Regions from separate parts of the Homo sapiens genome. Here region 2 is linked to region 1. The links are chromatin loops, found by intact Hi-C in ENCODE. Cell type or tissue: MCF 10A. All regions are shown on one strand. Each heading gives the region's core, and the rest is flanking DNA. Links, peaks and the distances in the headings are about the cores only.

Region 1 (2,921 bases), core at 158-2,657:
AAGTGAGGTAGACAATTGGTGAAAGACACTGAAGCAAATATCTAGTGTTTGACTTGAGTGGTTTGAGTTCTGTAAACCAGGCAGAGGCTCATTCTATTGTGTCAGGTGTGGCAACATTCTCTATGGAAGCTAAATTGTTTTTTGGGATTCATTGATTTAGGCAGTGTCTAGATGTGAAGAGACAAGACAGGAGATGTCTCTTACCTATCTAGATGTAGTGCTTTTTTACTCCTGGGGTTTGGAGGTATGGGATGTTCTGTGTGCTCCTATGATGCTCCACACTGACTTGATGCCCACTGGAGTTGTGTGGAGATGCTGAGCACATCCCCGGAATGGGCTGGGAGATGATATGAAGGCTTCGCATAAGTGACCCTGACATCTGAAGCAGGCTCTTCTGCATAATCAGTGATGCTTATAGGCAGAAACTAGATACCTGTAACTAGATATCTGTGGGCCATTGGATGTCAGGAAAGGTTATTAGCATATTCTGAAGCACCTGTTCTGGCCATTTCTTACTGGCTTGAAAGTCATTGCCCTGTCCAACAAGGCTACGTTGTATACCTTGCAATTTGTTTCAGTTTAGAGCACAGGCATTTGTTTATGTAGTTAGAATTTTAAACACTGATGGAATAGTTTCTAATTTGTGCCTGAGAGTTTACACATAATCTGCGAGCATACAAAAATTTGCAATTCTATGTGGATGATGGTTTAAACATCAGCAGGGAAAAGTAATATGCTTTTATTGTATATTTTAGAATGCTGATTGAATTGGCTTCTCACTGTATTTGTCAAGGCTGGAACAGACGATGGCACTGCAGAATCTTATGTGCACAGAAGAAATCTACAGACATTCAATGAGGGGAGGATTTCGTTCCATCAGATGGGCTTCCTGACATAATTGCAAAGGTAGCATGGAATAGAGAAAAGAACATTGGAGTGGTTCCAGAATTCTAGGTGGTTTCAGATTTTTTACTAATTACTCAGGTGGCTTTGGGCAAGCCACTTAGCTTCATAGACTTCTGTTTCCTCATCTGTAAAATGAAGTGAGGAGACTTCTTGTTAAGTTTGGCAGATTAAACACTTGGGTTTATCTACATGTTCTCTCCAAACACCACTAAACTTTGCAGTAAGGAAATAAAAAGACATTAAAAACAATGATAAAGAGAGCAGGACAATAACAATAACAGCAATAACATTTTTAAAGCAAGAGAGAGGTGAACCAGTGGTAACTCAGCCCTGAGGAAACAGAGCCTCCATGGGAGTGGGGGAGGCCCAGAAGCAAAAGTGGTCTTACTAGAGTCCCAGAAAGACTCAGTAATGGAAACCTAGGAACTTCCAAAAGTGGGGACAAATTAGGGTCAGAAACAGGGAAATAGGCTGAAGATACGGATAAAAAAGCAAATTCATCAGAGAACTCCTCCCCAACCCTGCCCCTTATCTCTGAAGCTTTAGCTGGGAAAGCCGGGCTGACTCACTTCTGGTGAATGTGGTCTGCTCTCCTCCTGTAGGCAAAGCCCAGGCTCTTACATTGTGGCTGGGCAGGGTTCCAAGAGGGCTAGTCGAGGCATGCAAAGACTTTTGAGGCCTAGGCTTGGAACTGACACAGTGTCTCTTCTATGCATTCAGTTGGGCAAAGCAAGTCACAAGTGTAGCTCAGATTCAAGAGCTGGGGAGGGATAGGGTCTACCTCTTGATGGACAGGGCTGCAAAGTCACATTGCAAAGGAACGTGGCTACAGGGAAAGAAAGAGTTGTGGCCAGTTTTGGAAACAAGCTTAAGGCACAATAAGGATGAGATTCCTGAAAAATTCAGTTTTCAAACTTGCACACAAAAAGTAAGGCCATGTGCAAAAAAAGATTGAGGTAGAAAATTCACAACTTATGCAAAGCACTAGTAAAGACAATAATTGATACTCAGGAAATTAACTTGTACTATTGAGGCAGGCTGCGTGTGGCTGGGGCCTGTTACAATTGTTGTGAAGTCAGAGGAATAATTGAGAGAGAATGTTAGTAACACATACACAAGAGCAGAGCTGGTAGGAACTCCGACAATGCAGTAGAAGTGGCCTTCTCAGTCAGTGTGGCTGCCCTGAAGGTGCCACAGAGACAATACCACCTGCCAGGAGTCAAGAGTCCCACAGGTGTGGGGTGTAGCCGCTTCGAGGGTGAAGCCCAGGTTTAAGTACTTGTTTTTAATTTTCAAACCACAGGCAAACGGTTTCTATTGCCAGAGCAGCAACCATTAAAAACTTTTTCCTTTCCTACCGAAGGTTATACTTCTGCTCCACATCCTGTTTTCTTGAGCAGAGGAAGTATTGCATATAAATTAATTCTGCATTATACTGACATAATTTTTCTATTTACCAACTGCGTAGGAGCTAATTTGTATTATAAAACCACATCTGTTGTAAAATAGACTCCACAGAGGAATTATGTAAAAGTCTACATAGTGCATAGAGAGGTCCTCAGCCTCCTTTCCCAACCTGCCTTCAAGAACATGCTGGCAGCCAGGCTTTTATCCCTTAGGCAAGAGGGTGGATGAGCCTAATTGGAAAGGCATACAGATATCAACTTTAGGGATCCCTCAATCAAAAGCCCAGCCAAATCATCCTACAGAGCAGCCTGTCTCCTTAAGGCACAGAGCTTCCAGTCAGCTTTTTATTGCCTTGCTTTTAAAGGTTAAGGGACAGCCAGGGACATCAGCTATTTGACAAAAGCTTCTAATTTGAAAGACACAATCAACAGAAACAATGGGAACAAAAGGAACAGAAAGGAGGTAGGGACAATGTAAGGAATAGAAACAAAGAAAAAGCTAACAAAGGCAAAACTATAAATAATATCCTCTGAGTATAAAAGATGATATTGCATACATAAAATAAGAAGAGAATGTTATAAAAAAGAAATATTCAGAGAACAAAAAGA
Region 2 (2,921 bases), core at 247-2,746, 110 kb before region 1:
TTCCTAGGGCTGTCATAACAAAATACTACAAACTTGGTGCCTTAAAATAATGAAAATTTATTCTTCTACAGTTCTGGGGGCTAGAAGTTAAAAATGAATGTGTAGGCAGTGCCATGATCCCCCCAAAAGTTCTAGGAAAGTGGCCTTACTTATCTCTTCCAGTTTTTGGTGGCTGCAGGTTTTCCATGGCTTGTAGCAGCATTACTCCAATCTCTACCTCTGTCCTCTGGCATTCTTTTCATGTTTCTGCGTCTTGTCTCATGCAAGGGCACTTTTATTGGATTTAGGGCCTGCCTTACTTTAGTATGACAGTATGATCATAAGTTCCTTTCAATCCTTACCTTAATTACATCTACAAAGACCCTATTCCCAAATACGGTCATATTCTGAGGTTCCAGGTGGACACAAATTTTTAGGAGACATGATTCACACACTACAGGAGGGCAAACCCAAACAGGCAAACACATTATGTCTGCTCACATCTCATGGGCAAAACCAAGTCACATCAATTGGTAATTATCTTCTGTCTCTAGTGTGAGGGGCTGTAAAGTCACATGGAACAGGCCTGGATACACAGGGTGGGAAAGAAATGGGGCCAACAATCCAACCTACTACAAAAGCCTAGTTTGCTGTGAACCCAGAAGAGGAGATGGTTGGTGGTTCTGCAGTGCTTCCTAGCCCTCCAGACTCTCATCTGCATAAATGGGTTTGCTGAGAAGTCCGTGCCTCATGGAGTTACAGTAATGATTCAGTGTTAATACATGCAAGCTGCTTAGCACAGTATGTGGCACACAGTAAGCACAGAATTAATGTTAACTACTATGATCCTTATGAACCCACTGTCCTTTCTCTACCATCCACTTCACCACTCTCTGTTATTCCTTATGCTTTCCCCCCTTCTCCTGGTTTTCAACACATGTAATTTCCATTTTGCATAATTCACATAAACGAGCAAAGAAATTCTCCTGTTGAAGAGTCTTGTTATACTAGAATTTGGAAAAAGGGGGTCCCAATTATAGGGTGAGATAACTATTTAGGACATTAACTATTAAGATAGTGGATAGTTGTGGGCAATAAGCAAGCTAAACTAGTGCTTTGATCTCCTGAAAGGGAACTTGCTGTAGGTTGAGGGATTTCTGTGGCTTTCATCAAAGGAGTGAGAATCATGCTGGGCCATTACCTTTGCAGAGTGGAAATGATCCAGCTCAGTTTTGAAGCAAAAGCTGATCAGATAAGGGCAAGAGAGCAAAGGATGCTGCATCATCACCCAGGCTGGCCTCTTGGCCAGCAGGCGGAGAGATAAGAACGTTGCTCTGGGGAACGAGTTCCCCAGCAGTAACTGCAGTCTCTGTTTGGAATATGAGTTGTTCCATGCTAATGAGTCACATTTCATCATTTCCGGGAGTTGATGCCCCAGAAGGGACTGTTGTCACATAAAACCTTTTTATAAAAACTGTTTATTTGGTGGAGTCTTTATGTTTAGCTTTTGCACCAAAATAATTTCTAAGTGATGATTCATTTCCAACCTACATGACATGCATAGACGCAGCTAATGCAAAATAGTGTTGATGCACGTTTTTTACATTTTTTTTTCAATTTAAAGAACCGTTGTACAGTTTTTGCTAAGGTCTCAGGATTTCTTGAGATTCCTGTGGACACAGTGCTGCAGAGCTGCACCCGAGGCAGGATCTGATGGGAAAGAGTGCTGACCTGTTAAGGGCTGGATGATCGTTCTGGATGGAATGTGCAGGAAGCTCTAACACTGAAAATGGACTTAGGGACTGTCTTTGCCTCTGTTGGCTGTTAATGATCTTTGCAATCCCGAGAATTTTAGAAAAGAGAGCAATAATTTCTACTAGCTGTATGGTTACTAATTTCTAATCATCTAAATATAACCTTTTATATTAAAATAGGTGTGATTACAGGCACAGAAAACCAAACACCACGTTCTCACTTCTTTTTTTTTAAATTTTATTATTATTATACTTTAAGTTTTAGGGTACATGTGCACAATGTGCAGGTTTGTTACATATGTATACATGTGCCATGTTGGTGCGCTGCACCCACTAACTCGTCATTTAGCATCTCCTAATGCTATCCCTCCCCCCTCCCCCCACCTCACAACAGTCCCCGGTGTGTGATGTTCCCCTCCCTGTGTCCATGTGTTCTCATTGTTCAAGTCCCACTTATGAGTGCACATGTTCTCACTTCTAAATGGGAGTTGAGCAATGAGAACACATGGACACAGGGACAGGAACAACACACACTGGGCCTCTTTGAGGGCGGAGTCGGGGGGCATCAGGATAAATATTTAATGCACGTGGAGCTTAATACCTGGGTGATGGGTTGATAGGTGCAGCAAACCACCATTGCACATGTTCATCTATGTAACAAACCTGCATGTCCCGCACATGTATCCTGGAATGAAATAAAATAAAATAAAATGAAAAAAATTAAATAGGTGTGATTAGCAAGATGAATTCCCCTGTGAAGCCTGGAGCAGGCTTCACTTTTTTCAACACACATCTGTGCCTCAACAACATCAGACAAGGTGTGGGGGCTCACGCCTGTAATCCCAGTACTGTGGGTGGCTGTTGCAGGAGGATCACTTGAGGCCAGGAGTTGGAGACCAGCCTGGGAAACATAGCAAAACCCTGCCTCTACAAAAAATAAAAAATTAGCCAGGCATGATGGTGTACGCTTGTAGTTCTAGCTTCTTGGAAGGCTGAGGCAGTAGGATTCCTTGAGCCCAGGAGTTCAAGGTTATAGTTATCTATTATTGTGCCACTGCACTCCAGTTTGGGTGACAGAGCAAGACCCTGTCTTAAAAAATGTCTTCTGGCCAAGAGAAGTGAGTATGGGTCAGCAAACATGAAGTTCTTGCCCAGAGATCGAGAGATGCTGTTGGCCTTTGCAGGGGG

What was found. Peaks named below come from ENCODE experiments on the same cell type or tissue, not always from the same donor. Only the 100,000 strongest peaks of a DNase experiment are listed, where the experiment ranks them.
Region 2: a loop joins it to region 1, with 4 times the contacts of the local background. A loop is called at or near these places in 6 of 110 quality-filtered maps.

The regions. Positions count from the first base shown.
Region 1 is chr5:57,493,320-57,496,240 of GRCh38, forward strand. RMEL3 (enriched in melanoma 3) reads left to right here. Exons shown (of 4, transcript NR_186596.1): 2 at 756-906. Among named protein-coding and RNA genes, the nearest start is that of ACTBL2, 12 kb to the left of the region's middle. RefSeq lists enhancers at 975-2,174, 1,573-1,632. In MCF 10A, for the core only: no CTCF peak of the experiment used is centred there; a DNase peak (open chromatin) is centred at 1,542.
Region 2 is chr5:57,382,075-57,384,995 of GRCh38, forward strand. No RefSeq gene overlaps it. Among named protein-coding and RNA genes, the nearest start is that of RMEL3, 12 kb to the right of the region's middle. In MCF 10A, for the core only: a CTCF peak has its summit at 1,272 (motif pointing right); a DNase peak (open chromatin) is centred at 1,387.